Linked DNA regions of Homo sapiens: all the other regions are linked to region 1. A link is a loop called in an ENCODE intact Hi-C map of the cell type or tissue named here. Cell type or tissue: chondrocyte. All regions are shown on one strand. Region 1 holds the start of LOC124900823 (a long non-coding RNA gene). Region 2 has its middle 65 kb from the start of STOX2. Region 3 has its middle 57 kb from the start of RWDD4. Region 4 has its middle 34 kb from the start of ENPP6.

Region 1 (8,000 bases):
TAAGGATGCACCAAAAAGTAACAATCAAAGTTACTTGTTGATGAGTTTTAGGTGGTCTGGTAATTCAAGTTGGCCTAGTCTGTTATATGTTGAGTGTCATCTTACAAATACAGCAGTGGCTCCAAAAAATTGGAAAAGAACCTACCTACAAATCACAGCCATTTAATAGTAAAAGTGCTGATGTTTTTTAAATGACTATTGGAAATTCCAAACAGGGAAAGCTCTCGCAAGAAAAAAAAAGAAAGAAAGAAAGAATGAAAAGAAAAGATAATCACATTCAGTGGAAAGGCTTACAGCAACTTATTTACTAGCTGGACTAATTGCTCAAAAAAGGAAAAGTCACACCATTGGTGAGAATCTCATTAGGCCAGCATGTAAAATTACAGTGAGTAAAACGACAAGATAAGATGCAGTATAAGAAGTTGACAAGGTTCCACTTTCAACAGTATAGCTCAACATAGTGATGACATGTCACATGATGTGGAAGAGGATTGGAATATGCTACCCCAAAATATGCCACTGTGGCATATGAATTATTTTGAGCTGAAGGCATTTGAGAATTAGCAGATGCAAAGAGAACCTTCCTGGGGCTTTCCCTATCTGACTAAAAGCAGAAATGCCTGAGAAATGAGAACTGCCATAAATCTCCTCTCCCAGGGACATTTTATGACCATGAAGAAAACAGAAAGTTGGCACCAAGATGGACCTGCACAAACCAACCTTACTAAATTAACCCTTATCTTCCATTACTTTCCCCATATGTCTATGATCCCACAGAGGGCAGCCCCTAGAAGCTTAAAACCCTTTTCCTGCTGGTGTGGTGGCTATACCTGTAGTCACAACTACTCAGGACTGAGGTGGGAGGATTGCTTGAAGCCAGGAGTTCCAGGCCAACCTGGGCAACATAGCAAGACCCCATCTCTCTTAAAAAAAAGTCCTTTGTCTTGTCACTTTTCCACAATTTATTGCTCTTTGTTGAAGATGGTATATAAGCTCTCAGATCTATCTGCTTATTTGGCTCTTCACTTCTTTTCCAGGAAGGCCCTTATATATAAAGATTAAGATCAAATAAAATTTGTATGTCTTTTCTCCTGTTAATCTGTCTTTCATCAGTCTAATCTTCAGTGCCCCAGACAATGAACCTAAAGGAGCAGAGGAAAAAGTTTATATTCCTTTCCTGTGATGCTGAAGAATTTTGCGTAATGAACTGGAAAACAATAGCTTCCTTATTCAGGTTGATGAGTCAACAGACGTTACCAATAAATATCACTGGGTAGCACTGGGAAGATCTGTAAGTAATGATGAATCTCAAGAAACCTTCCTGCTGTAAAAATTCACCTCAAGGCCAAGACACATTTAAGGTTCTGTCTTCCTACCTGGAAACAAAAGCTCTGTCTTGGAGGAACCATGCTCACAATCTGGACCATAGGGTCCCACGCATGGATGGTTCCATAAGAATTTTCACCTCTTGGCTGGGTGTGGTGGCTCACGTCTATAATCCTAGCACTTTGGGAGGCCAAGGCGGGCAGATCACCTAAGTCAGGAGTTTGAAACCAGCCTGACCAACATGGTGAAAACCTGTCTTTACTAAAAATACAAAAATTAGCTGGGCGTGGTGACGGGCGCCTGTAATCTCAGCTACTCTGGAGGCTAAGGAAGGAGAATCACTTGAACCTGGGAGGCAGAAGGTGCAGTGAGATGAGATTACACCACTGCACTCCAGCCTGGGTGACAGAGCAAGACTCCATCTCAAAAAAAAAAAAAAAAAAAAAAAGAATTTTCACCTCTTGTAAAGAAAGAAAATTCTGACAAAGTCACAACACACTACTTTCTTTATAGAAAGGTATTGAAGTAAAAAACTCTTGGAGGTGAAGTGACCAAAGTTCTGAGTGATTCTCAAACATGAGAAACTACATTTTAAAAAGCCCAGTTCACTTGAGTACGCTTTAAAAACTAAGAAAACCTGGACAAAGGTACATGAATCTCCCAGTACAGAGAAACCAGGTGGCTTAACAAAGGAAGAGTTCGAGCTGAAAGGTGACTTGCAGGAGGACTTTCAAGAAAATGGAAAGCCAGATTTTTCTTAGTGCTTTGAAGATAAAGAATGTCAGCAGAAACTAGCCTACTTAGCAAATACTTTATCACATAAACTAGTTGAACAAGTATCTTGCAGGCCCCAGGAGAAAACGTGTTGACTCCAAGTAATGAGATTCTTGGATTTAAAAGGAAACTGAATTTTTGAAAAAATCATGCTGAAAAAATCTTAAAATGCTTCCAATGTCGTTTGGCCCTATGAGCAAGGAAAGACATCAGTAAGTCTCACATCTTATTGAAAACCTTCTGGAAGAACTTCAGGACAAAATGAAAGGGCGTTTTCTCTCCATTTCAACACCAATGACCAGCGGAGGGACTTTTCCTTTAAACCTACTCAGCTTGAGAACTTGACTTTGAGAGGAGAGAAAGAACTTTGTAAACTGCAGTCTGATAGTACATTCAAGATGAGATTCACTGATCTCTCCCTAGGCGAGTTCTGGATTTCTGTGAAAGAAGAGTATCCTGCTATTCGTATGCCTAAAATGAAAATTTTGTTACAATGTTCAATTTCTTACTTACGTAAGCAAACTTTTTCCAGTATAACAAGCATGAAGAACACAGACAGAAATTCTCATTTCAATTGAAAAGGAAATCTGCAGGTGCTTAGTCCAAATTCATCCCAGGATCCAGTATTTGTGCTACCAAAAATAAGCACAGGTATCCACTTAAAGAGGCAAATTTTACTCTTTATTGTTAATTTCAAAAGTAATATTTTACGCCTAAACAGGCCTACAAAAAAGATCAAGAAACAATAATTTTGTAGGTGGGAGACTAGCCTGACTAACATGGTGAAACCCTGTCTGTGCTAAAAATACAAAATTAGCCGGGCATAGTGGCGCATGCCTGTAATCCCAGCTACTCGGGAGGCTGAGGCAGGAGAATTGCCTGAACCCAGCAGGCGGAGGTTGCAGTGAGCCGAGATCGCGCCACTGCACTCCAGCCTGAGAAACAAGAGCCAAACTCCGTCCCTAAATAGATAAATAAAATAAAATAAAAAATTAAATCCCAATTTTGGCTTAAGCCAGTTACTTATTTTGTTTCAAAATTTTATGGAAAGGAAAGATTCATCTCAAGAAAGGAAAGCTAAATATAGCGGTTTTGTAAAAAGGAAGTTTGGCTAAAAGGGAATTGTTTGTTTTAAATAGGAGGAACTACTCTTGCACATGTCCATGTAACCCTTTTATTCGTAGGCATTTTTATTAAGACTTTCACGCCCACTTGGATAAAGTTTTTAAAAATCAAATATAGAATTTAAAAGAAAGAAAAACGTATTTCTCTTATCTATACCACTGATACCCTTTAACATCCTTAATATCCTTTGTGAGGAAGGGGAACTATACAGTCAAACAGAGCCATGGTTCCCAGCCCACGGCATTGCCAAGGAGGGTTTGGGCTCCCAATGAAGGGATCCTTTAGCCACCAGGGGGCAGCACCAGGACACTTATTTCTCAGGGAATAATCAAAAAGAAGGAAAAAGTTACCTTATTCAACAAGTATCTATTGGACGTCGTATCGTATGTGCCAAACACTTAAGGAATTTACATTTACTGGGGCAATGGAATGGTGATAACGGGTATCAAAAGCAAAGTTGCCTACCTCCAATTTTACGAATACCTCATTAGCATTACCTCTTCCAAACACCCATGTTGACCTTTCAACAAACATATTTTTCGCTTCTTTCTCATTTCTAGGCCCTCTTCCTTCTTTGAATCCCACTTTTGGATGGATAATAGTTCAGGTGAGCCTCTGATCATTTCCTAAGTGGAACAAAAAATTGTCACTACTGGCCACTCCTCTCTCAAAATTATAGACACTATGTCAGACTTTTTTCCTACCAATGTCATTATGGAAATTTCATTTTTCCTTCTTTTTTTTTCTCTTGGCCTGAAAAACCTAAATTACTTATCATCTGGTCCTTTACAGAAAAAGTTTGTCAACCCCTTGATCTACCCCACCATCTTCTCTTCTTTGCACAACAAAAGATTCCAGGCCGTGTGTCTGCTTCTTCAACCTCCTGGCCTCTTTTCTCTTCCTCAGACAGTCTTTCCCTTCCTCGGGACTTTTATCCTTGCTGCATCCTTTAACTGCAATGCCTTTAGAGGCTCATTCCTATCCCTTAAATCTCATCTCCAACACCACTATCTAGAGTAAATATCCCCTTCTCTAGTTACTATGTCGTGAAATCACCCCTTTATTTCCTTCATAATTATCTCACTTATTGTCTATTTCCTTCACCAGAATGGAAGCTCCATGAGCTCAGGCACCTGACTGTCTTTTTCAACACTGACTAGTACATAACAGGCACTCAATATTTTTTTTAATTGTGGTAAAATATACATAACAAAAGTTACCATTTTAAGTATATAATTCAGCAGCGTTACATACATTCAAATTGTTGTGCAACCATCACCACCATCCATCTCCGGAACTTTTTATCTTCCCAAGCTAAGGCTCTTGGCCCATTAAACAATAACTTCTAATTGCATCCTTCCCTGTCCACCCTGGTGACCATCATTCTGCACTCTATGAATTTGGCTACTTTATGTCCCCCAAATAAGTGGAATCATACAATAGGTGTCCTTTTGTGACTGGCTTATTTTCCTTAGCATAATATCTTCAGGGTTTATCCATGTTATAGCATGTAACTGACTTTCTCTCCTCTTTTATTTATTTATTTTTTTTGAGATGGATCCTGGCTCTGTCGCCCAGGCTGGAGTGCAGTGGCACGATCTCAGCTCACTGCAACCTCCGCCTCCCGGGTTTAAGCGATTCTCCTGCCTCAGCCTCCCGAGTAGCTGGGATTATAGGTGCCTGCCACCATGCCCACCTAATTTTTGTATTTTTAGTAGACACAGGGTTTCACCATGTTGGCCAGGTTGGTCTTGAACACCTGACCTCAGGTGATCCGCCCGCCTCGGCCTCCCAAACTGCCTTCCTCTTTAAGACTGATTAATATTCCTTTTTATGTACATACCACATTTTGTTTATCCACTCATCTGTTGATGGACACTGTAAGACTTTCTTAGTATACACCTATAATCCCAGCTACTTGGGAGGCTAAGGCAGGAGAATTGCTTGAACCCGGAAGGCAGAGGTTGCAGTGAGCTGAGATCACACTACTGCACTCCAGCCCGGGTGACAGTGCAAGACTCCGTCTCAAAAAATAATAATAATGATAAGAATAAGAATAATCTTGGGGCAGGGTGTGGTGGCTCACGCCTGTAATCCCAGCACTTTGGGAGGCCAAGGAGGGCGGATCATTTGAGATCAGGAGTTCGAGACCAGCGTGGCCAACATGGTGAACCTCTGTCTCTACTAAAAATGCAAAAATTAGCTGGGCATAGTGGCACATGCCTGTAATCACAGCTACTCGGGAGGCTGAGGCAGGAGAATCGCTTGAACCCGAAAGGTGGAGGTTGCAGTGAGCTGAGATCAAGCCACTGCACTCCAGCCTAGGCAATAGAGCGAGACTCTTGTCTCAAAAAAAAAAAAAAATCTTGGCCAGGTGCAGTGGCTCACACCTGTAATCTCACTTTGGGATTAGCACTTTGGGAGGCTGACCTAGGAGGCTTGTGTGAGCCCAGGAGTTTGAGACCAGCCTAGGCAACCTAGTGGGACCCTATCTCTACAAAAAAAAAAAAAAAAAAAAAAAAAAAAAAGCTTTTTTTAATTAGCCGGTGTTCTACAAGGGTGTACCAACAATAAACAGAAAATAAAGAATACATAAAATAAATAAATAGATAAATTAGCTGGGTGCAGTGGCACGTACCTGTGGTCCCAACTACTCAGGAGACTGAGGAGGGAGGATTGCCTGAGCCCAAGAGATGGAGGCTACAGTGAACCATGATGACACCACTGCACTCTGGCCTGGGAGAAGGAGTAAGACCCTGTTTCAAAATAATAATAATAACAAATATCTTATCAATTGTCAACATTCCCTGGGGCTTTTAAATGCCATTTGGCTTAACTGAGTTTTACAATTACAATAAACGTTCAGTTAGTATATGCTTAATTTCTTAATTTTCACGCCTGTAATCCCAGCACTTTGGGAGGCCGAGGTGGGCGGATCATTTGAGGTCAGGAGTTCGAGACCAGCCTGGCTAACATGGTGAAACTCTGTCTCTACTACAAATGCAAAATACCTACTCACTAGCAAAACAAAGGGAGTAATAACAAATACCAGGTACATTACATATCTTAATGAGAGAGTCTTTAAAAGCATTTGGGTGGGCAGCTTTTTTTTTTAACTTTGAAATTATGGAGTATATCAAATATACATATATAATATAATACATCAAATCCTCATATAATCATCACCCAGCTTAACAACTATCAGCTCACTGTGAAGCAAATCACGTCATGTTGTCTGTATTTCAAATGCCTTCCTGACAGATTAGTAAATGGTTTGAATGTCTTAGCATTTTATGAAGAAGATTTTTTCAGCTGAATTTGGTATCAGATTCCTATCTGCAAATCTGTCATATAATATGGTAGAAAGCATTTCATTAATACAAATTTCAAATTGAATATTTTAGAAGGATTTTTACATGCCTGATTATTTCAAGAATGCAAATTTTGAAGGAAAATATTTGTCAACAATTAGTCACTAAGAAAGATAAAAATTGTTGGACTACAAGGTGACTATACTTCTTTCAGTAACTGGTGGGGGCTCAGAGACTACGTCCATGGCTCTCCACTTGGTGAAAGAATCACAGGGAACTCAGTTTGCTTGTTTGTTTTTGAGACAGAGTCACAGGGAACTCAGTTTGCTTGTTTGTTTTTGAGACAGAGTCTCCTTCTGTCACCCAGGCTGGAGTGCAGCCGCTTTCTGGGCTCAAACGAATCTCCCACCTCAGCCTCCTGAGTAGCTAGCACTACAGGTGCACACCACACATGGCTAATCTTTGGATTTTTTTTGTAGAGATGGGGTTTCACCATGTTGCCTGGGCTGGTCTCGAACTCCCGGGCTTAAGCAATCTTCCTGCCTCAGCCTCCCAAAGTGCTGGGATTACAGGCATGAGCCACCATGCCAGGCCCGGAAAGAACTTGTTTAAAACGTAGGTTCCGGGGCCTCATTTTTGGAGATTTCAGGTTAGGTCTAGGCTGAGGTCCAGAAACATGCACTTCTAGTAAGTGCCGACGGTGATTCTGATGGAGGTGGTCTGAGACCCCATTAAGGGCAACACTGGCTGAAAACCCTTTTGCTAAGTTTGGCAGTAATTTGCTCCCTGGCTTTGGCCATTTAAAATTTGGCCTTTTAGTATTCTCTTCAGTGAAGATTTTCATGTACCAACCAGATAAATATACCATAACCCAGCACAGCCTTTCTTTCCATTCTCTGCTTTGAATGATGCACACTCTTCCCACAGCTTTCATGATCATATATTGTCTCACTTGTGAGTATGATTCGTTTTCATGGTCTTTGTAAATTCTGATTTGATTTCTTTGTCGGTTTCCAGGAGCAACGAACGGTAACATTAAAATTAGATGGCATTGGCCTGAGCAATTTATAATATAGTGAATATTTAATACTACTGAGGATGAGGAAAAATGTAAGAAAAGATTATCCATTTTGGTAATAGTCATTTCTTTTGCATCAGCTTGTTTACTGTTGGAACACAAAAACAATTTGCCTGAATCTTCTTAATTTAAAAACAGGCCAGGTGCGGTGGCTCTCACCTGTAATCCCAGCACTTTGGGAGGCCAAGGCAGGCGGATCATGAGGTCAGGAGATGGAGACCACCTGGCTAACACAGTGAAACCCTGTCTCTACTAAAAATACAAAAAATTAGCCAGGTGTGGTGGCCCGCACCTGTAATCCCAGCTGCTCAGGAGACTGAGGCAGGAGAATCCCTTGAACCTGGGAGGCAGAGGTTGCAGTGAGCTGAGATTATGCCACTGCACTC
Region 2 (8,000 bases), 370 kb after region 1:
TGAACGTCTTTTCATGTGCTTTTTGGCTGTTTATCATAGCCTTTGGAGAAATGTCTGTTCAAATCCTTTGCCCATTGTGAGAGTCATTGACTTTGGTATTTGTTGTTTGGACTCTCCTTCTCCTGGCTTGTGGAGATTGCTTTATCCTCTGAGGTTGCACCGCAGATCCTCTTCTGCAAGTCAATGGGTATGGTTGTGGTGTAGCGGGTTTCAGCAGCAACAGTGGTCTGAGGACCACTAAAAATAAACATAAGGAGTGTCACTACGTTAGCAGCATAGGCTGTTTTATGCTGAAATAACGTCTCAGTGGCTTAACACATTAAGCCTCATTTCTTCTTCTGCAAAGTCTATGCTCCAGGCTGCTGCAATCTTAGGGCACGACTCTACTTTCTATGAATGTGAACAATGTGAGGGGACTCAGGGGCTTTTTGATGCCTCAGCCATTATCCAGACCCCATCACATGGCCCCATACAATGGGAAGGGATCTGGGAAGTGCAGTCTTCCATGTCCTGGGAAGGGGTGACCTGGTATTAGTGAGCATCAGCAGTGTCCATCGCAGTCACCGTCTCCCATTTCGTGGCAGGGTCAGTGACTTCTCGTGACAGCCTCATGAAGGTGAAAAAGCAGGGATACTATTAGACACTCTGATATTGGAAATCTCCTAGTTGGCTCAGTGGAACTACAAAACTTCACTTAGGGACACTAAGATTCATCTGGAATATTTGCTTCTAATTTGACTATACAGGTTTGGTACACCTTGGAATGGATTGTCTTTTCTGTCTTTTATATAATAATTCCAGGAAGACGGTGTTTTGAGTTCCTACTGTGTGCCAGTATTGTACTGTGTGCTGCTTATACAGGATTAATTAGAGCACATCCCTGCTTCTTAGGACTCATACACGTAGCACTGTACAAGAGTGGGGATAAACACATAGACTGACATCTATGCTGGTGAGTGAAGATTAGTAGCAGGAGGAAAGACTTCTGGGAGCAGAAATGGGGGAATCCTTGGAGCTTTCTCGGGGAGTGGGGAAGAGCATCCCAGGCCATTCCCTTTATTTTTAATTGTGGAAAAATATACATAACCCTTCATATAGATCATTTAAATCATTCATAAGTGTACAATTCAGTAACATTAAATACATTCACAATGTCATGTAACCATCACCAATATCTATACCTATTAAATAAGAACTCCCATCCCCTGGCACCCTTTATTCTACTTGCTGCCTTATGGAGTTTCCTATTCTAGGTACTTCCTATAAGTGGAATCATACAGTATTTGTCCTTCTGTATCTGGCTTATCTCACTCAGCATGCTATTTTCAGAGTCCGTGCTTTTTTTTTTTTCTTTGAGATAGAGTCTCTCTCTGTCACTCAGGCTGAAGTGCAGTGGCACAATCTTGACTCACTGCAACTTCTGCCTCTCGGGTTCAAGTAATTTTCCTGCCTCAGCCTCCCACGTAGCTGGGATTACAGACGTGCACCACCACGCCTGGCTAATTTTTGTATTTTTGGTGGAGATGAGGTTTCACCATGTTGGCCAGGCTGGTCTCGAACTCCTGGCCTCAAGTGATCCCCCTGCCTCAGCCTCCCAAAGTGCTGGGATTACACATGTGAGCCACCGCACCTGGCCTCCACGCATGTTGTAGCACATATTAAAATTTCATTCCTTTTCAAGGCTGAATAATAAATACTCCATCGTGTGTGTATACCAAATTTTGTTTATCTGTTCATCTGTGGATGGAGCCTTGAGTTGTTTCCACTTTTTGGCTATGATGCTGCTGTGGACGTGGGTGTGCAGATGTGGGTGTCTGTTCCAGTGGCACTCACTTTTTTAGGAAAATTTTACCTTGAGTTCTGAGATAGCACATATTCATTGTGGATTAGTTAGAAAAATACAGAAAATTAAAATTAAAACAGAAAATCACCGCTTTTGTATTTAGTGATAATTTTTACGGTAAAAATATGTTAAATTTATCTCCTTTTTTCTCTTTAAATATTTCAATAAATATATTGACTAGATTTTTAGTATTTATTATTTTTATTATTTAATTTATTGAAATATTTAAATAATTCAATACATATATTGAAATACTTAAATAATTCAATACATATATTGAAAAACTTAAATAATTCAATACATATATTGAAATACTTAAATAATTCAATACATATATTGAAATACTTAAATAATTCAATACATATATTGAAATATTTAAATAAATGAAATTTGTTAAATAAATAAATACATAAAATATTTCAAATATTTTTAATGACCATAAACAATACTTTTATGGGTGTGTCTTGATTTATTATTTCATTACTTTTAGATAGTTTTGAGATTTATTATAAATTACATCGAGATGAACATATCTATATAAATCTTTGTTGATAAATCTGTTATTTACATAAAAATGAAGCTACTACATCAAAGATATGAGCAAATCAAGTTGCTTATCACAAATGGCCGATTACTTTGTGAGAGTTTTGCCACAGCCTCGCCAGTGTGTGAGTCCCCATGTCCTTAAAGCAGCACAGTAATGCTCTTGCTCAAAACTGTGCTTCCCATTCCAGGGGTTTTGGCCTCTCTCTGCAGCCCCCACTTGGGGCACCCATTGTGGATGGGTGGAGACTGACTGTTGAGGAGAGTGTGCCTTGTTTAGTTATATACAAGTGGCTCTCAAGCCTTTGTTCTGCCTCCACCTCCTCCACGTGGTTACACACTCATCACCAGTGAGTCTCATTTCTTGCAGAAGTCTTCACTTTGGAGAGAGGTATATATGAGCAGTTTCTGGTAAGCATTTGAGAATCACTGATTGTGCTAGCCAGAGAAAGAGAACCAATAAGATGCAGTAAGATGTGTGTACACACACACAGGTACACGTGCACGCGCGCGCGCACACACACACACACAGGTACACATGCACACACACACACACACACACAGAGAGCAGGCCAGGTTGGAGACCCAGGGAAGAGTGGGTGCTGCAGATCCAATCCAAAGGCAGTTGGCTAGCAGAGTTCCCTCTTCCTTGGAGGAAGTCAGTCTTTTTCTCTTAAGGCCTTTGATTGGACGAGGGTCACCCATATCATGGAAGGTAATTTGCTTTATTCACAGTCTACTGGCTAAGTGTTAATGTCATCTGAAAGAGTCACAGAGACATCTAGACATCTAGGTGTCAGATCAAATATGTGGGTACCGTGACCTAGCCAAGTTGGCAATAAAATTAACCATCACACTGATCCGAAAAGTTTGGGTGCCACTGACTTTAACGTTCTCCTGCATATAGGCAAGAATTAAAACACACACACAACAAAAGTTTATTTTTACTCTGAACCACTTGAGGGCACCATGAACGAGGGAAATGGAAAGTTGTGGCTCATCCGCTGTTCCTTTTAGAACAACCAGCATTAGTACTACAGGAAACCTGAGGGGATTTCTCCATGCGAGTCCCTAATTTTGCAGTTGAGAAAGTTACTGTGACTGTGTGCAAGTCTACAGGGCAAAGTAATAGAGTGAGTGAATGAGGCCAGAACGCGAACTGTGTCCTCTTGACTTTGCATTTCATGTTCTTTTTCGGACATTCTGATAATTTCTATTAATTAATAATGGAAAGAATTTGAAATATATGTGAGTTGTTTTGGTTCCCATAAGTTACATATGGTGATGTGGCACCTAATGTTGTGCAGATTGCATGAGTAAAGAATCCATTTAACTTTTAAACATCAATTATGAAATGATAAACTTTCGGATTTACAAATATTGTTGATACTGAGTCTGTAGCGAGTTTTGGCCAACGCTCTAAGGGTTTTGTTTGTTCTTCCTTTTGTAAAATGTTGCCTTCGAGTAACACAAAGGCCTGTGGTCTGTGAACACTCAGCGTGCAAGGATTTCTTTGTTTTTCATGGACTCTGTGTGTGTGTGCGCGTGTGTGTGTGTGTGTTGGTTGTGGGGGCAAGAACTAGGGGAAAAGGGATGCCAAAAAATGTAAGCATGTAGTTTTTCTCCGCTTTGTTGTGAAAACAAAATTGATAATGTAACTTTTGGAATCAAGTCTTTTGTATTTAGATTGGAACGTTCTAATACCTTATTGTTACAAATAGACAATGTGTCTGAAAAGCTGAATTTTTGAGAGTGGATGGATTATTTAAAATAATGATTCTTAACCCATTTGTACAATTCTGTGTTCTGTTACAAATGTCTTTTCTTTGTCCATGTAACAGTCAATTCCTGTTCTCTGAAGGAGGAATTCTCTCGGTAATTTCTGAGCCCTTCTTTAGGTGGTTGGCCACCAGGGGGCAAGCGAAGAATGGCAGAAGCCATCTGACGTAGCCCCTTCATCACTGCAGATAAACTGGTGATGCTTTCCTGACACACTTAATGGCAACCAGAGGTTTTCTGCACGTTTGTGTTTGTGTGTAAGTGTGTGGGGTGAGTGTGTGGCAGTGGTTATTTGCTGTATTTTGACTGCATAAAATTGCCATGCTTTCCCCTCGGTCTCCTAGAAATCCTTGTAGGATAATTATAACACAAGAAACAGATTTGATGGAAATTCTCATAATTCTCATACTCTGAAGCTTAGCTCATATGCATATTTCAGACTTGCCAGAGCCCCTCTTCAGTGGCTTGAGACTTGGTCTTAATCTTTTTGTCTGACTACAAAAAAAGTTCAGTGATGTGGTTAGTGTGTTCTTAGAGACACTGCACACTGTGGATCTGCGGGAGAGAGTTTCACTCATTGTATTCTGTTATTTTTTTTGAGACAGGGTCTCACTCTGTTGCCCAGGCTGGAGTGCTGTGGCGGGATCTCAGCTCGCTGCAATCTCCGCCTCCTGGGCTCAAGCAATCCTCCCACCTCAGCCTCCTGAGTAGCTGGGATTACAGGTGCACACCACTACATCCGGCTAATTTTTGTATTTTTAGTAGAGATAGGGTTTCACCATGTTGCCCAGGCTGGTCTCAAATTCTTGGGCTCAAGTGATCTGCCCGCCCCGACCTCCCGTGCTGGGATTACAGGCGTGTGTCACCACGCCCGGTTCAGTTTTCATCGTAGTATTTATTTATTTATTTATTTATTTATTTATTTATTTATTTATAGACAGGTTCTAGCTGTGTGGCTCAGGCTTGAGTATGGGGTGTGATCATAGCTTACTGGAGACTTAGCTTCCTGGGTAGCTAGTACTATAGGTGCATGCCACCACACCAGGCTAGTACTGTAGGTGCATGCCACCATACCAGGCTAATTATTATTACTATTTTTTATTTTTAGAGAGACAGGAACTTGCACTGTTACCCAGGCTGGTCTTATATTCCTGACCTCAAAAGATGCTCCCTCCTCGGCCTCCCAAAGTTCTGGGATTACAGGCTTGAGCCACTGTGCCACGCCGTAGTATTATGAAATCATCAGAACCCTTGGTAGCGTGCGATTTCTTCCTCCATCTCTTGTGCTCAGCCTGCTTCTTATTTTAAAATGAGGTTCATTTGTAAGTTGCCTTGCTCACTATTTTTGAACATTTAAAACAACTTTTTAGAATAGGTAAGAAGTTGAGAAAATAGAGACAGAAAAAAATACACAGCTTATTAAGGCATTCCAAAATACATGCCAGATGATTATACAGAGCAACTCTTATTTTAGGAATTTCTTATTGGATGAATGATGAAATCAAATACTAAGTTGGCTTTGCATAATCAAGATATTGGAAAATAGTGGGTAAGGTAAATGCTTATGGTGGGAATTTAATTTTCCCATAGAGTCATACAATTTGAAAGAGTCATTTATATGGGAAAAAAAAACTTGACTGTGGAATTATTAATACCAGCCTTACTTTCAGCAAGGGCTGTGTCCTTGCCAGTGTGTGGCTTAAGTAATGAATTTCCTCATATAATCCCTGTAAGAAAAGTTAGATGGATAATGAAGCCACTTGATCCTTTCATGCTCATTGCCACATATATTCATTAAAATATCACACAGGTAATTCCTCATTTCCCTAGTAGCTCTTACCACCTTTCCAGATTTGAGTGTTGAAGAGACCAGTCTTCTTACTGGCTGCCCCAGGCATTCAGCAAAACTCAGTCTTTGTAGGAATGTCTTAGATCTGCTTTTTTAGATGGAACCTAGTCTATATCAGTTTACTAGTTCCATACGACGTGGCTAAACTCATTTTTCAGATGCTTTGAATGGAGTATAGAAGACTATTGCTTTACTAAAAAAGCAAACATGAAAACTTCAAGCCTCACAGTCAGCTCCTATCAATTTCCCTTTAATTACCTCCTCAAGTACCTGTTAATGGCTCATTAGTTATAAAAATAAATTATAGGTACTCTGCCACCCTGTTTGTAGTTTCTTTAGTTTTTGATTTCGCTAACCCCAGGAAAATGGATGTGTGGCAATAATACAGGAATGTGAATCAAATTGCTCTGTAATTTTATATATTTAATAAAGTATACAGCAGGGCCGTGTGCACATGGGGTTAAGCTGTGGTGGAGGAAAGTGCTCTGTGAGAAAACTGAAGTCCTCATACACCATGTTGGCTGCCTATGTTTCATTTCACGACATAGTGCTCAGCAAATAGGGCTGATTGGTTTTCAGTCCGGTTTTGTGTGGTTTTAGGTTCATAATGGTTCCTTTTCATATATGGCCTTTGAAACTTGCTTGACACTGCAGTCATCTCTCATAGATAAAATAGGTCACAGTGAGTTTTAAATTCTTTTTTTTTTTTTTTGAAATAAAAATGTTATTCAGGCCGGGTGTGGTGGCTCACGCCTGTGATCCCAGCACTTTGGGAGGCCAAGGCGGGTGGATCACAAGGTCAGGAGTTCAAGACCAGCCTAGCCAAGATGGCGAAACCCCATCTCTACTAAAAAATACAAAAATCAGCCAAGCATGGTGGCAGGTGCCTGTAATCCCAGCTACTCGGGAGACTGAGGCAGAGAATTGCTTGAACCCAGGAGGCAGAGGTTGCAGCGAGCCAAGATCGCGCCACCGTACTCCACCCTGAGAGACAGAGCGAGACTCCATCTCAAAAAAAAAAAAAAAAGAAAAAGAAAAAGAAAAAGAAAAATGTTTTTAAAATAAAATTGCAGGTGGTATCCCAATCTGCAAGGATAAAAGCAGAATGACTCTTTTTGGGAGGAGGGAGAAGAATCTCAGAACCTTGGCCACACAGTTCACACAGAGACGTCACCCTGACCCGTAGGACTCCGCAGAACTCAGTGTGAAAAACACCAAAATAGAAGATGAAATCATTTTTATGCTTAAGTACTAAATATTTCCACTCAATTTTTAGACTTGTTCAGCCACAAATGTAGACAGAAACATTGTGTACCTTCCTGGGCACTGAACTTTAGATCAGGAGTTGGCAAACTTTTTCCACAGAGGGCTAGATAGTGTATGCTTTCGACTGTGGGGCCATATGGTCTCTGTCACCACTACTCAGCTCTGCTGCCGTGGCACAAAAGCAGCCAGGGACATTATGGAAATCGCATGAGCGTGGCTGTGTTCCAGTAAAGCTCTGTGCATGCCAAAATTTGGATTCCATATAATTTTCACATATGATGAAATATTGTTTTGATTTTTTCTGATTTTAGCAAAAAGATACTCTCGGCTCTTTTTCTTCTTTGAGTTTTAGTTATTATAAAGGTAATACCATGAAAGAACATTTCAAAAGGATGAGAAACTCATCTTTAATTCCATAATCCATGTTCTTTTCTTCATACGTCACTGTATCTTATAATAATTGTAATTATAGTTGACCCACAGTTCTGTACTTTTGCTTTTACTTACTTAATTTTTTATACGTAAATCATAGTTTATGTAGTGTAGGTGTAAAATTCTGAAAATAAATTATGTTTACTTTTCTTTAATGTTACTTATTTAATTGCATCTACTCCCAGTGTTCTTCTACCCAATCCGAATTTCTAATCTTTTTAAAAGCAATCTAATAATTGTTTCTTAAAAAAACAAAATTATTATTCAATTTGGTGAATTTGTATTTGT
Region 3 (8,000 bases), 130 kb after region 1:
TGAGTTTATTCTACTTAGGGTTCATTAAGCTTCTTAAATACATACATAAATAAATGTTTTTCACCAGATTTGGGAAGTTTTCAGCCATATGTCTTCAAATAATTATTACTCCCCTTTCTCTCTCTCCTTACCTTCTGGGATTCCTATTATGTATATGTTGGTATGCTTGATGGTGTTCTACATATCACTGAAGTTCTTTTCATTTTTCTTCATTCTTTTTTCTGTTTCTTAGACTGGATAATCTCAACTAACCAATCTTCAGTTTGGTGATTCTTCCTTCTGTCTCAAATTTGCTGTTGAAACAATCTAATGGCTTTTTCATTTTAGTTATTGTAAATTTTACCTCCAGAATTTCTATTTGCTTCTTTTAAAAAAGTAATTTATATCTATTGATATTCTCTATTTAGTGAGACATCACTCTTATACTTTCCTTTAGTTCTTTAGACATAGTTTCCTTTAGTTTTTGAAGGCATATTTTAAATAGCTGACTTAAAGTGTTTTTAGTAATTTAAACATCTGGGCTTACTGTGGGACAGTTTCATTGATTGCTTCCTTCCTGCACATGGGTCATAATTTCTTGTTTCTTGGCATGTGCTATGGTTTGAATGTGTCCCCCAAAATTTATGTGTTGGAAACTTAATCTCCCATGCAACAGTGTTGAGAGGTGGGAACTTTAAGAAGTGATTAGGTCATATGACTTTGCCCTCATGAATGGATTAACATCATTGTAACAGGAATGGGTCAGTTATTATGAAAGTGGGTTTGTTATAAAAGTGAGTTTGGCCCCCTCTTGCTCTCTTATTCTCACTCTCTCTTGCCCTTCTGCCTTCCACCACAGGATGACACAGTATAAAGTCCCTTACCAGATGCTAGCACCATGCTCTTGGACCTCCCAGCCTCTAAAACCATTAGCCAAATACATTTCTGTTCATTATTAGTCACCTAGTCTCAAATATTCTGTTATAGCAGCAAACAATGACAACATGGACTAAGATAGCATGTCTCACAATGTTTGTTGAAAACTACATTTCAAATAATACAGTATGGCAATTCTCAAAATCAGATTCTCCCCATTCCCCAGAGTTTGCTATTACTGCTTTTGTGTGTATTTTTGTTTGTTCAGTGACTTCTCTGAATGAATTCTTTGTGTTCTTTGTTGTGTGTAGCCACTGAAATTCCTGCTTAGTAGTCAGCTTAGTAGTCAGCTAATGATTACAGAGAGATTTCCTTAAACACCTGGAACCAATAAGCCTCTTGGTCTTTGCCAGTGGGCCATCTGTGTACATTGGGCACACCTTTAGGACTCAGCCAGGCAGCTGACAACTCTATCTTAGCTTTCACTTCCTCACTGTGCAGAGGTTCAAGGTCAGCAGAGGTCAGAGCTCAGGGCCTTCTCAGGTCTTTCTTGAGCATGCAGACAATGCTGGGCATGCACACAGCCCAATGTGGCCTTGTAGATTCCCAGGAATATGCAGGAGCTTTTCAAAGCCCCATGGACATCCCACTCTCCAGCTTTTCCTTTTAAATTTTTTGGCTAGTCTATTATTTGCCCCAACTGTTATCCACTGCTTTGGGAGGCTGCAAAGTTAAACAATGTCTTTTAAGTGTTTTTGACAAATGTCCCCAAGGAAAGGCTTTGGTACCAGGTGAGCTCAGAGTCAGGTCAAACAAAGACAGTCTTGTTAGTAGGGTCTCTCAGGGAACTACGCAACAGGTGAAATAATGACAATTCTCAAGGAATAAGGCCTTGAAGAACCCTAGCCCATTTTGCCCCCTCTGGTGGCTGCCAAGCTGCTGGTTTTCACTGTGATTGGGAGGCTGTTTTCAAGGCTAACATAAAGTCAGAGAAAAGGGAATGGAGATGGGGCGAGTGAAAATGCCATAAAGCTAGTTGTTCTTACCAAGATTCAGCCATTTTTCTTGAGTAAATTCTCCCTGGATTGTGACAAGACTTTAATTTTCAGAGTTCTGAGAAAAGTTGATTCTGACCATTTTTGCCATTTTCTCATTGCTTTCTATGGAAGAAAGAATTTTCAGAGGTCCTCACTTCGCTATTTTTGCTGACATCAACTCCCAGTAAGGTGGCTGGGTATGGTAGCTCATGACTATAATCCCAACCCCTTGGGAGGCTGAGGCGGGTGGATCACTTGAGGTCAGGAATTCAAGATCAGCCTGGCCAACATGGTGAAACCCTGCCTCTACTAAAATACAAAAGATTAGCTGGGCATGGTGGTTCGTGCCTATAGTGCTAGCTACTTTGGAGGCTGAGGCAGGAGAATCACTTGAACCTGGGAGGCAGAGATTGCAGTGAGCTAAGATTGCACCACTGCACTCCAGCCTGGGCAACAGAGTGCGACTCTGTCTCAAAAATCAAAAACTCCCAACAAGGAACTACTGGTCTAGTGAATGAATATCATCATATTCACACCTATGCTTCATGTTCATTTCAATTGTTTTAACACTTTGTATTAAGACAGCTCTGTTTCTCTGGAGGTCCTGCTGAGACTTCTAGCTGTGTGCCACTGGCAATGAAACCCAACATATTTACCATACACACTTGTGAGCACATTCTTCAGATATCCCTCTGAATTATAATTGTAGCTGTTGTAAGTCATTTTGGGACAGTCTGCCCTCGAGGAACCAAAACAAATAAATAGAAAAGATTATCTCTCAATAGCTTTAATTAATTTTGTTCCATTAGTCTTGCACTTTCATACTGCTATCACATAATTATTTGTAAATTATATTCATAACTGTTTCTTAATTTGTAGTAATTTTATCACTCAGAGGATAATAGTTAATTATTTTCCCTATAATTATCATGGAAGAAAAACAGGGCTCTTTAAAACTGTGAAATTAAATTGGAAAGGAATTTCAAACAGCCACACTTCCCTTTGCCCTGACATCCCAGATGGTGTCTATGGTTTGTGTTCACAGTTATGCAAAATGACAGATGTCAGGAAGCAAATATTTTCAGCATATTAATAAGAGTGAATGCACTGCCACCTTCTGCATTGCAGCCATGCACTGACACAGAATGCTGATAACTCTCAGATGGAGCAGACGAAAAGGCTCAGGTACACTCCTGGATTGTTTAGTGTCTGGAGCAGTCAATGGAAAATCAAAACACTGAAGATCTAGCACCTACTCCACCAGAGACTCACTGTGTGACTTTGGTCATGTTCCTTTTAGGAGACAGGGATATGAACTAGTAAGTAGAGAAGTAAGACTAGTAAGCAGAGAGCCACATCTCATTGATTCAGCATCATCATCAGAGATGAGATGGTGCACACACCATAATTCTCCAAATAGCTGAAGCTTATTTTAAGCTCTGACATGTTAATTTTTATCAATTTTGAAGGAAATCCCTCTAAAACATATCATACAGTCATATTGTTTCTTAAAGTGAATGACATAAAACATAATTTCAACCTCCTCTTTAACCAACACAAAAATATATAATAGGCGGGGCGCGGTGGCTCACGTCTGTAATCCTAGCACTTTGGGAGGCTGAGGTGGGTGGATCACCTGACGTCAGGAGTTCAAAACCAGCCTGGCCAACACAGCAAAACCCCATTTCTACTGAAAATACAAAAAATTAGCTGGGCATGGTGGCAACTTGGCAGGCTGAGGCAGGAGAATTGCTTGAACCCGGGAGGTGGAGATTGCAGTGAGCTGAGATCATGCCACTGCACTCCAGCCTGGGCGACAAAGCAAGACTCTGTCTCAAAAAATAACAATAATAATAATAATAATAATAATAATAAAACAGATGGGACAAATAGGTAAATTTACTCCCAAATTTACATGACATGGAAATGGATTATGTGTGGCAGTTAAAAGAGATCTGCTGTAGTCAAAGAACTCTCTTCCCAACTTGACCATTTCCAAAAAGGCCTGCATCTGCTGGAGGTGACATGTCACTCTACAGAGGCCTCTGGGCCTGACTTCTCTTCCAGAGGGCTGAGACTTAGTATGTGGATTTGCAGGCCTAGTAGCCAGAGTCGCTGATCCCTCCGGCCTCCTCTGGAATGTGTTCTTGGATGAGTTAGGCTTTCTCAACACGTGAACGCAGTGTTTCAGGTCTATCCCCTAATCTTAAGTACTATGACCCTCTTACCTTCTAGGTGAGGGGTGCCCCCCTACTCTCTGTTCAAATCATGTTTCAGGTGGAATGGAAAGGTGATGTGTCTGGTTTTCAAATCCTTGTGCGTTGGAAGCATTGATGATGACGGCAGCAACCTCAGCTCATTCATTTTAGCTCCCTCTGCTGTTTCAGCAACATAGATCATTAAAACAAAAAACTACCACAGAAAACCAAACCAACAACAACAAAACCCCTAAGAACTCTATTTTTTTTTTTCTAAGAACTCTCAAGGAGAGGAAAAGGAAAGAAACTTAATTGGGGCTTGAAAGTTTTATAAAAGAAGCAATCTTTATATGAAAAACTAAAGAGGATATGGAATACACTTTTCTAAAATAGCTACTTTTTCTTTCACTGTGTCTTTTTATCATCATTAAAAATTATGTTCACATTAATAAATATTACCAATCTGATAATAATAATTTATGGCTTGGAGTTATTGATTTATTCTTCAACAAATATTTATGATCCCATTATGCACATAGTACATGGGGCTGGGTGCTGTGGATACACAGGGGAGGAAGAGAGTTGTTTTAATAATGCTCTTTAGCTGGGCACAGTGGTTCATGCCTGTAATCCCAGCACTTTGGGAGGCCGAGGCAGGCAGATCACTCAAAGTCAGGACCAGTTTGGCCAAGATGGCAAAACCCCATCTTTACTAAAAATACAAAAATTAGCTGGGTGTGGTGGCATGAGCCTGTAATCTCAGTTACTTGGGCGGTTGAGGCACAAGAATCACTTGAAACCGGGAAGCAGAGGTTTCAGTGAGCCGAGATTATGACACTGCACTCCACCCTGGGCAACACAGTGAGACCCTGCCTCAAAAAAAAAATACAAAAAGTAGCCAGGCACAGTGGCGCATGCCTGCAATCCCAGCTACATGGGAAGCTGAGGCAGGAGAATCACTTGAACCCAGAGGTGGAGACTGCAGTGAGCCAAGATCACTTCACTGCACTCCAGCCTGGGTGACAAAGAGAGACCCTGTCTCAAAAAATTAAAAAAAAAAAGATACTCTTTAATCTCATAAATCTGCATGGGTTTATTCCTGTTTTCATTGTCATAACCATTCCTTGGAAAATAGATGAAATCATTAATGAAGATTAATGTAATTTACTATAGATTTATTTTAAAAAATAAAACCCTTTAAAAGTTTTGTCTCTGATCTTCAAACCTATCATTAAAGGCAGTAGTATGAACCTTGAAAACAAACTTGGGCACGTGACCTAAACCTTCTGTGCCTTAGTTTCCTTAGTATAAATGGGATGCTGGCGATAACACTACTTCATATAGGATTGTTGGAAATAATAAATGAGTTAAATCACTTTAAGTGCTCAGGCTAATACCTGACACCCAGAAAGCACGAAATAAATGTTAGTTATTATCTTTATTCATTTGTGAATTCACTGAGCACCTACTATGTTTTTCCTATTCATATGAGCAAACATACAAAGACTTTATGCTTTGCTAATTGTTTCCATCATTTACAGCAAAATTTCTAAAAGACAAGTTTTCCATAATTGCCGTCTCTGCTTCCCTACTGCCGGTTCTCACTTAAATCCTCCATACTCTGGATCCTGACTTTGGTCCCCTTCAGTACCTGTATTCCTGAAAGGCCGTTAAAGATCCCCAAATTCCCCGCCGGGCTTGGTGGCTCACGCCGGTAATCCCAGCACTTTGGGAGGCCTAGGTGGGCAGATCATGAGGTCAGATCAAGACCATCCTGGCCAACATGGTGAAACTCTGTCTCTACTAAAATACAAAAAATTAGCTGGCGTGGTGGTGCTTGCCTGTAGTCCTAGCTACTTGGGAGGCTGAGGCAGAGGAATCCCTTGAACCCAGGAGGTGGAGACTGCAGTGAGCCGAGATCGCACCACTGCACTCCAGCCTGGCAACAGAGTGAGACTCCATCTCAAAAAAAAGAAAAAAAAAAAGATCCCCAAAGTCCAGTAAGACATTCACGTGGACCTTCTTCGTCTTGAAGTCTGGAAAGCATCTGCTGCCTGACATGTATTGTTCTTGTGGTTTCTCTGACACAGTGGTGGCAGAGTTCTTTTTTTTTTTTTTTTTGAAACAGGGTTTCACTCTTGTTGCCCAGGCTGGAGTGCAATGGCTTGATCTCAGCTCACCACAACCTCTGCCTTCGAGGTTCAAGCGATTCTTCTGCCTCAGCCTTCCAAGTAGCTGGGACTACAGGCATGTGCCACCATGCCGGCTAATTTTGTATCTTTAGTAGAGATGGGGTTTCTCCATGTCGGTCAGGCTGGTCTCGAACTCCCGACCTCAGGTGATCCACCTGCCTCGGCCTCCCAAACTGCTGGGATGACGGGTGTGAGCCGCTGCTCCTAGAGTTATTTTATCTCTGACTCTTTTTCTGTTTCCTTTGATCTTTCTTTTGTCCCAATGAGGCAGGGAACCTAAGGATTTCCTACAACTAAATCAAACGGAAACACTTCAGTAGGATAGGAAATGTCCTCTTCATTTACATAGGGCGTACACCGAGTAAATGACTTTATAACTTTACTTCATCCCCTTCATTTGCAAAGGGCATACAGTAAGTAACCAATGGAAACCTCTCGAGGGTATTTAAACCCCAGAAAATTCTGTAACAGGACTCTTGAGCCTCTATGCTCCGGCCCGCTCCCACACTGTAGACTGTACTTTTGTTTTCAATAAATTTCTGCTTTTTTTTTTTTTTGAGACAGGGTCTCACTCTGTTGCCCAGGCTGGAGTGCAGTGGTGTGATCTCGGCTCACTGCAGCCTCCGCCTCCTGGGTTCAAGTGATTCTCGTGCCTCAACCTCCCTAGTAGCTGGGACTACAGCCGTGTGCCACGATGTCCAGGTAAGTTTTGTATTTTTAGTAGGCACGGGGTTTCACCATGTTGCCAGCTGTAACTCAGGGATTCCCAGGATCCCGTCTTCAGTTTTGACAATTTGGTAGAACAGCTCACAGAATTCAGGGAAACTCTTTACTTATGTTTACTGCTTTATTATAAAGGGTACAACTCAGAAACAGCCAGACAGAAGAGATGCATAGGTCAAGGTATGGGGTGGGGGTGCATGGAGCTTCCACGCCCTCTGGGGCAGGCCACCATCCCAGCACCTCCATGAGCTCAGCAACCTGGAAGTTCATCAACTCTTGTTCAAGGGTCTTCAGAGAGCTGTTTTCCAGTGAGTGGGGATGAAAGTTACAACCTTCTAATCACTTGGTGTTTCTGGTTACCAATCCCATCCTAAGGCTATTTAGGGGCCCCACCCTAAGTCACGTCATTAGCACAACTTAAAGGTTCTAGAAAGGGACTTTTTAACACAGACAAAAGCCACTCCTATCGTTCAGGAAATTCCAAGGGTTTTAAGAGCTTTGTTGCAGAAATCTGAGACAAAGGACATATATATATAAAATATATAAATATATACGTATTATTATTATTTTTATTTTTTTATTTTTTTGAGATGGAGTCTTGCTCTGTTGCCCAGGCTGGAGTGCAGAGGCGTGATCTCGGCTCACTGCAAGCTCCGCCTCCCAGGTTCAAGCGATTCTCCTGCCTCAGCCTCCTGAGTAGCTGGGATTACAGGCACCCACCGCCACGCCAGTTCAATTTTTGTATTTTTAGTAGAGACGAGGTTTCACTATGGTGCTCAGGCTGGTCTCGAACTCCTGACCTCATGATCCACCCACCTCGGCCTCCCAAAGTGCTGGGATTACAGGCATGAGCCACTGCACCCAGCCAAATATATTTCAGAGCCAAAGGGCTTAGGTATGAACTCAAGCACCATGACTTAGGAGCTGTGTGACTTGGGTGCCTTAAGTAATCTCCATGAATCACAGTTTCCTCGTCCGTTAAATGGCGATAATAA
Region 4 (8,000 bases), 780 kb after region 1:
ACCTACAAGGCTGGAGGGAAGCCATTTTTGCTCTCCTACAATATAAAATACATATATTTGATATGCTTAAGAAATAAAAGAGCAGGTAAAAATATGAGTAAGTGGTTAAAAAAAAACTGTTTAAAGCTGAAGCATATACTTTAAAAATAAAAATTCCAAAACTGAAAAGTAAAATAAACACAATAAACACAAAGCTAAATAAGGCATTAATAAACTGGAAGATAGGTCTGAGAAAATTATGCAGAATATAGTACAGACAGACAAAGAGAAAGAAAATATGAAAGAAAGGTTGGGAAACTTGGAGGATAGACTGACAACATCTAACAAACATTTAAGCAAAATTGCTAATGTAGAGGAGAAAGTAGTAAAGTAATATACAAAGAGATGAAAGCTAAGAATTTCCCAGAAAGGATGAAGGACAACTGTCTAATTCAGGAAGCTCAATACATTCCAAACAGGAGAAATGAAAAGTAATACTCATCCAGGCAGATCACAGTGAAATTGCAGAACATCAAAGACAAAAAGAAAAATTGTAAAAGCAGACATAGTGAAATAAGAGATTACTCAGCAGGACCAAAAGTTAACATAACAAATTATTACTCAATAGCAACAAGGGAAGCCAGAAGGCAATGGAGCAATATCTTCAAGGTGCTAAATAAAAAATAATTATGAACCTAGAATTGTGTGCTCAGGGAAAATAACTTTGAAGATTAGAACAAAATAAAAGTTTTTTTTTTTTTTTTAATCTTTCGTTTCGGGGTAAATGTGCAGGTTTGATCTAAAGGTAAATTGCGTGCCACAGGGGTTTGTTGTACAGATTATTTCATCACGTAGGTAATAAGCACAGTACCCGATAGGTAGCTTTTCAATCCTCTCCCTTCACCCACCCTCCACCCTCAAGTAGGCCCTGGAAAAAGTATTTTTAAACAGACTGAAAGAGTTTGCCTCATAGATCCTCATTAAAAAGAAATTCTAAAGGATGTGCTTTAGGCATGAGCCAAGTTAGCCCAGTTAGGAAGTTTAAGATGCAAAAAGAAATTTTAAAAAATGTTAAATATGCTACCAAATCAAAAGAAATATCAGTTAAAACAATATTAATAATAAGGTTCCATGGAATCAAAAATTGAAATAAAATACACTACAATAATTGCATATAAATTGAAAAAGACCTAGTCATTGTTTTCTCAATTGAAAACTTTACATTAAATTTTGTAAGTAAATGTATAACTTAAAGGTAGTAGGAAAAAGAAGAAAGTGAGCAAAAATAATCAATCCAAAATAAGACAAAAAGGAAAGAAAAAAAATAGAAAAGATTGAACAATAGTAAGGGCAAAACATGATGAGAGAAATAAATGCAGATGTATTATTACTTATAACCAATGCTAGGACTAAATCCACCCTTTTGAAGACAAAGATTACGGAATTGGATATTTTAAATGCAACTATATGTAGTTAGAATGAATAAGATCTAGTATTTGATAGCACAAGGGTTGACTACAGTCTTATAAATAACTTAAAAGGTATAATTGGATTGTTTTTAACACAAGAAATGACAAATGCTTGAGACAATGGGTACCTCAGTTACCCTGATGCGATGAATACCTCATGTACCTCATAAACTTATGTACCTACTATGTACCCCAAATTAAAATTTTTTTAAATGCAACTATATGCCACTTATAAGTATTGTTTAAAATGTAAGGCTATGTTGGTAACATTGAAAATAAAAAGGTAGGAAAAGCCACAGCATATAGATTCTAAACAAAAGTCAACAGGCATGGCTATATGAACATCTGGCAAAATAGAGTTTAAGGAAAAATCATAACTAGAGATAAGGAGAAGCCGTAATGAAAAGACGAGATTTCAGAACACCTCTCCAAGTAATTGATAGTTCAAAATCATTGAAGATGCATATTTTAACAGCATAATCAACAGGAATAATCTTATGGATAGATACTGAACATTGCACCAAATGCACAGATAATTCATATTTTTTCCAAGTATACATGGAATAGCTATGAAAAATAGACCATAAAATAACAAATTTCAAAATTGGTATCATACAACCAATATCCTCTGGTCATAGCTAATTAAGTTTTAAATCAACATTAAAAGGTAAGTATATAATTACTTTTCTAATAATAACATAAAGATCTGTCATACGCAGCATTAAACTAAAGTCATTCCACGTCATCCTTACTGAGTTCTCTCTGTGGTCCCTGTGTTCCTAAGTTGGCTATTTGGCATCGTGGCTGATTTTTGTGCATACAGCCTTAATTAGACGCACATGATTACCATATTAGACATTTTACCTCATTGGAAGCAACCTCTTTAGTACAGAAGTCGCATATTGTACACTCTGAGGTGTCAGGAGCATATCTGGTGACCGGGAACCCAGAACTCTCTAACAGAGAAAATGAATCCTCATTCCCAGTTTGGAGCAATCTTAGATGACATTTGGTTTGAACACGCCTTGTCTAGGTAAGCAATGCCCACCGTTTTAGATCCTACATGCAGCACTTAGAGACTTCGAATTTTGGAGATTCTATGTTTTTACATAGTGTCAGTTCTGATCACTTATTGGCCTTTCTTTCCACGAAGTAGGCTTCAAAGATAGAGAAGATTGTTTAAAATGTTACAGCGTCGATGGCTGGGTTAAAAAAAAAAAAAAAAGACCTTGGTCTGAATGGCACTTGTTACTATGGAAGTATGAGCCCTGAAGATGCTGGGGAAAATTGTCCATTGAGGTCTGCACGGAGCACAAGGGCAGGCATGATCCCCTTCATTTTCGACCTGTTAGGTCAGCCCTGAATACCAATTTTTTTTTTTTTTGAGACGGAGTTTCACTCTTGTTGCCCAGGCTGGAGTTCAATGGCGCGATCTCGATTCACCGCCACCTCTGCCTCCCGGGTTCAAGCAAATCTCCTGCCTCAGCCTCCCGAGTAGTGGGGATTACAGTCATGCGCCACCAAGCCCGGCTAATTTTTTGTATTTTTAATAGAGACAGGGTTTCTCCATGTTGGTCAGGCTGGTCTCGAACCCCTGACCTCAGGTGATCCGCCCTCCTCGGCCTCCCAAAGTACTGGGATTACAGGCGTGAGCCACCGTGCCCAGCCTGGATACTGTTGTTAAACACAGTGTTTTCCTCCATCTATACCCACAAACGTGCAAAATGGCCTCAGTTCTTCAAAGAGCTGTCTCCCTCTAGTGGCCAAAGATTAAAAAAAAAAAAGAACCCTGCAAGGGACTGGAGTCACTAAGGACATAAAACCTTTACACCTTTGCAGGGAATATAGAAAGAGTCCTTGAATTTGGAGGTATCACTGTAGCATATAATTTCATAAGTCCCCTCATTATGAATCTGGGAAGGATTATGTCAATTTCAAAGGGTTACTGTGAGAACTAATCTGAGTATCACTAAATGAGATCAGCAACGAGGTGTTGAGACGTTACAACTGGGAGGTTGGCAAGGTGTTGAGACGTCACAACTGGGAGGCTTACTCGCTAGTACCTTACTGGCTTTGGCACAAGCGTTTAGAAGTAAAACGGCGAGCAATGACAAATCATGCACCTTCATTGTCACTCCCAGATAGCTGAAGACATGGACTTCAGCTGTTGAGACCATAAATGTCAAAGGTATCCTGACAAACTGGAGCTGCCCCGTGGTAGACGTAACGATATGGCTCCCATGACTGGAGGAACACCAGGGTCCTTAGTCTCGCGCCAGTTTGAATAAAACGACGCGGACACATGTGGAGTGGTTTTAAGGAGTGGAGAATTTAATAGGCAAGAAAGAAGGAAGAGGCTCCCCCTGTACAGAGACAGATGGAGGGATCTCCAAGCCGAAAGAGGGAACCCTGGGTGTGGTGGAAAACCCCCAGTTATATGAGGAGGCTGGAGGAGGCGGTGTCTGATTTGCATAGGGCTCAGGGATTGGTTTCACTAGGCATGTCATTCACATAGCCCAGTGGAAAAAACTGGCCTTCCCATCCTAGTCCTTTGATATGCAAATGCAGGGCCCCCTGATGTTCTACACACGTAGGTATATGTGGGGGCGGCCATGTTGCCAGGCACATAGGGGGCAAGAAGAAGACAGTGGGAATTGCCATGTTTGGGTGGACCCAGTTTCTAACAGCTGGCATTTGTGTATCAAAGCTTGCCCCCCAACTCCCATACTAAGAGTTGGGGCTTTCCTGCTAGACAAGAAATGTTTCTGGAGCTGCTTTAAAAGGAAAAAAAAAAAACTTCCCAAGGACCCCTCTTCCTCTCTGCCTAAAATAATTTCTTAATAACTCCTAAAACAATTATGGCCCCTCAAAAGTGTTCACGTCCTATCCCTAGAGCCTGTAGATGAAGTAGGTTCCATGAAAAGGGAGAATTAAAGTAGCAGATGGAATTAAAGTTGCCATAGGATTATCCTGGATTATTGGGGTCCATCCAGGGGAATCACAAGGGCCCTGAATGTGGAAGAGGGAAGGAGAAGAGGAGGTCAGAGCAATGTGTCATGAAAAGAACTGGAAGAGCTTGCACAGCTGCTGCTGTCTGGTGCTGTCTGGTGGGAAAGGGAGAGGATCACAAGCCAAGGCACGTGGGCAGCTGGAGGGGTCAAGGAAAAGGATTCTCCCCTAGAGCCCCCAGAAAGAAACCCAGCCCTGCCAACACTTTTACTTCAGTCCTGGGAGACCCGTTTCAGACTTGTGACAACCCAGAGTGTAAGATAATACATTTGTGTTGTTTTGAGCTGCTCAATTTCTGATACATTTCTAAGAACAGCAATAGGAAACTTTATGCTGTATTTGCTCTTCTGGAGGAAACGGAAATACTGACAGACGTTGAAGTCACTCTTCCTAATCAGAAGTGACCTGCCAGTAAGCCTCGTTTGTACCATGAGCTCAGAAGTCTCACATCCAACTGAGATTCAGACTCTAGAACGTGGATCCCAGTGAGAGGTGACAAGGTGCTGGTGGCCCTCGCTCTCTCTCAGCGCCTCTTCAGCCTGGTAGTCTGCTCTGGCAACGCCTGAGGAGCCCTTCAGCCTGCCGCTGCACTGTGGGAGTCCCTCTCTGGGCTGGCCGAGGCTGGAGCCAGCTCCCTCTGCTGGCAGGGAGGTGTGGAGGGAGAGGCCCGGGCGGGAACCGGGGCTGCGCGCGGTGCCCGCGGGCCAGTGCAAGTTCCAGGTAGGCATGGGCTTGGCGGCCCTTTACTCAGAGTGACAGGCTGGCACTGCCAGCCCCAGCAGTGAGGGGCTTAGCACCTAGGCCAGCAGCTGCGGAGGGGGCACCAGGTTCCCTAGCACTGCCGGCCCGCCCGTGCCACACTCGAATTCTCACAGGGCCTCAGCCGCCTCCCCGCAGAGCAGGGCTTGGAACCTGCAGCCCGCCATGCCCGAGCGGCCCACCCCCGCCGTGATGTGCTCCTGCACCGCCCGAGCCTCCCTGACCGGCACCGCCCCCTGCTCAGGGGCACCGGGTCCCATTGACCACCCATGGGCTGAGGAGTGCAGGCGCCGTGTGCGGGTCTGGTGGGCAGCTCCGCCCACGGCCCTGGCACGGGACCCACTAGGCGAAGCCAGCTGGGCTCCTGAGTGGGGTGGGGACTTGGAGAACTTTTATGTCTAGCTAAAGGTTTGTGAACACACCAATCAGCACTCTGTTTCTAGCTTAAGGTTTGTAAACACACCAATCAGCACCCTGTGTCTAGCTAAAGGTTTGTAAATGCACCAATCAGTGTTCTGTGTCTAGATAATCTGGTGAGGACTTGGAGAACTTTTATGTCTAGCTAGAGGATTGTAAATGCACCAATCAGCACTCTGTGTCTGGCTCAGGGATTGTAAACACACCAATCAGCACCCTGTCAAAAGGGACCAATCAGTTCTCTGTAAAACAGACCAATCAGCTCTCTGTAAAATGGACCAATCAGCAGGATGTGGGTGGGGCCAGATAAGGGAATAAAAGCAGGCTGCCCCAACCAGCAGTGGTAACCTGCTCAGGTCTTTTTCCGGTCTGTGGAAGCTTTGTTCTTTTGCTCTTTGCAATAAATTTTGCTGCTGTTTACTCATTGGGCCTGCACTGCCATTATGAGCTGTAACCGTCACTTCCTAGACCTGCCGCTTCACCCTTGAGGCCAGCAAGACCACAGACCCACTGGGAGGAATGAACGACTGCGGATGGGAGGAATGAATGACTACAGGCGCACCGTCTTAAGAGTTGTAACACTCACCGTGAAGGTATATAGCTTCAGTCCTGAAGCAGCGAGACCACGAACCCACCAGAAGGAAGAAACTTTGAACATGTCCGAACAGCAGAAGGAACAAACTCCCAACACACCATCTTTAAGTAAACTCTCACACTCACCACGAGGATCTGTGGCTTCATTCTTGAAGTCAGTGAGACCAAGAACCCACCAATTCCGGACACACCAGGGTCTTGTTCCTCAGTACTCCTTCCCATATTGAGAGGAGCTGGTCCTGCCATTCTCCCTGACACTGGCCAGGCATTAAGTATATTTGCAGGCTGAATATCTTTCTTGTGTTGTATGTTTGTCTCCTCCAGCACTACACATTCTGTGAATCTATTTGTAGCCTTTCAAGCAATTGATAAAACACTGATACTTTTGCCTCTGCCTCTGCATCTATTCCGTAGTGAGTTGCATCAAAACAAGACCCAACGCTTTCCCGTGTCGCAAGATGATGAGTGAAAAATTGAGCAGCGGGAAGCTAAGGAAAGAAACCTGTAGCCAAGAAGGCTCATGCCAGTGGCAAGATTAAGAAGGGTAATCTCAAACCCAAAGAGCCCAGGATGGGGAAGCCCCTCTGTAGCAGAAACCCTGTCCCATCAGGGGTATGGGCAGATATTCCTGACCTGCTTGTAGTCCAGAAAAGCCATGTACAAGAGGAAGCATTCAGCCGCTAAATCCAGATTTGGAAAAAAAAAAAAAATGGTTCTTGCTACTGTCACAAAACCAGCAGAGGATGATAAGAATGGAGGTGCCTGGATGGTAAAACTTCCGGAAATGCCTACCTATGTGCCTACTCAAGATGCGCCTTGGAATCATGGAGCCCTGGCAAACAAAACAAAACCCTTCAGTCAGAACGTGGGAAGGCTGCAGGCAGCCTCACTCCCCCGGGACTGCTCCCATCATCCTCACTGGGCGCCACGGAGTCCAGAGGGTGGTTTTCCTGAGCTGAGCAGTAATTAGACCTCTGCTTCTCAACTGAGTTCCTCTGTGTGGAACATACTGGAAATGTGTCATCAGCACCTCCATCAAAGTTGCGATGAGCAGTGTGAAAATCCCCCACATCTGGCTGCTGCACACGCACAGACACCAGGAAGGTGAGCACTTCCACACAGAGAAGGAAATGCGGCTTACACAGCAGTGCGAGACAGATCAGAAAGCTGTGGACTCACAAATGCTGCCCCGAACCAAAGCTGTCCCTCAGCTCTAGGGCTACCTTCATTCTGTGTTCTCACTCACAAACGCAATGTGTCCTGACCAACTGCGGTTCTCAATTTCTTGCAAAGAACCTAATTAAATAATGGATACATTTCAAACCAACCAACCAACCAAGCCTGGGTGCTTCTTGCAGAAAGCTTCCAGCCCTTTTTGCTGGATGGGAGCCCAGTCCTCACTGCTGCGAGAGGAGCAGGGGCAGAAACAATGAGTGCTGTCCCCAGCTGCCCCCAGCCAGGCCTCCAGGCCCAACTCCTGCTGCACCTAGGGGGCCGCCACCATGGGCTCCCAGGGACACACGCTTGCTGCCCAAGGGCAGTGTGAGCAGAAGGGCCTACTCCCTGCAGGCTTCAGGAGAACAAAGGCCCTGATTCAGGGCTGCAGTTTCCTGCTGCTGCTAGCAGAAGGCTGCAGGCCGGGCTCTCCTACCCAGGCAACATCACACTTCTGGCTTTCTTCACTGAGTCCCCAATAAATAGGAGGCTTTGAGCTGCAAAATGTGATGCTGTATTTCATGAAACCCCAGAGACCCCAAATGACTGCCCCTGTGC

Evidence for each region. A loop is a pair of places that touch in the nucleus more often than their neighbours do. Peaks named below come from ENCODE experiments on the same cell type or tissue, not always from the same donor. Only the 100,000 strongest peaks of a DNase experiment are listed, where the experiment ranks them.
Region 2: it touches region 1 in a loop (2.6-fold over the local background); 12 of 110 quality-filtered maps call a loop at or near these places.
Region 3: it touches region 1 in a loop (6-fold over the local background); 80 of 110 quality-filtered maps call a loop at or near these places.
Region 4: a loop joins it to region 1, with 6 times the contacts of the local background. A loop is called at or near these places in 4 of 110 quality-filtered maps.

What each region holds. Positions count from the first base shown.
Region 1 is chr4:183,468,901-183,476,900 of GRCh38, forward strand. LOC124900823 (a long non-coding RNA gene) reads left to right here and starts at 3,599. Exons shown (of 2, transcript XR_007058411.1): 1 at 3,599-3,832. In chondrocyte, CTCF peaks have their summits at 3,515 (motif pointing right) and 3,751; no DNase peak of the experiment used is centred here.
Region 2 is chr4:183,836,123-183,844,122 of GRCh38, forward strand. It overlaps a transcript of STOX2 not described here. Among named protein-coding and RNA genes, the nearest start is that of STOX2, 65 kb to the right of the region's middle. In chondrocyte, CTCF peaks have their summits at 3,339 (motif pointing right), 4,301 (motif pointing right) and 4,506; no DNase peak of the experiment used is centred here.
Region 3 is chr4:183,598,606-183,606,605 of GRCh38, forward strand. No RefSeq gene overlaps it. Among named protein-coding and RNA genes, the nearest start is that of RWDD4, 57 kb to the right of the region's middle. RefSeq lists an enhancer at 1,221-1,280. In chondrocyte, CTCF peaks have their summits at 1,783 (motif pointing left), 4,284 (motif pointing left) and 4,486; no DNase peak of the experiment used is centred here.
Region 4 is chr4:184,247,824-184,255,823 of GRCh38, forward strand. It overlaps the pseudogene RPL6P16. Among named protein-coding and RNA genes, the nearest start is that of ENPP6, 34 kb to the left of the region's middle. In chondrocyte, CTCF peaks have their summits at 3,216 (motif pointing left) and 3,417; a DNase peak (open chromatin) is centred at 5,295.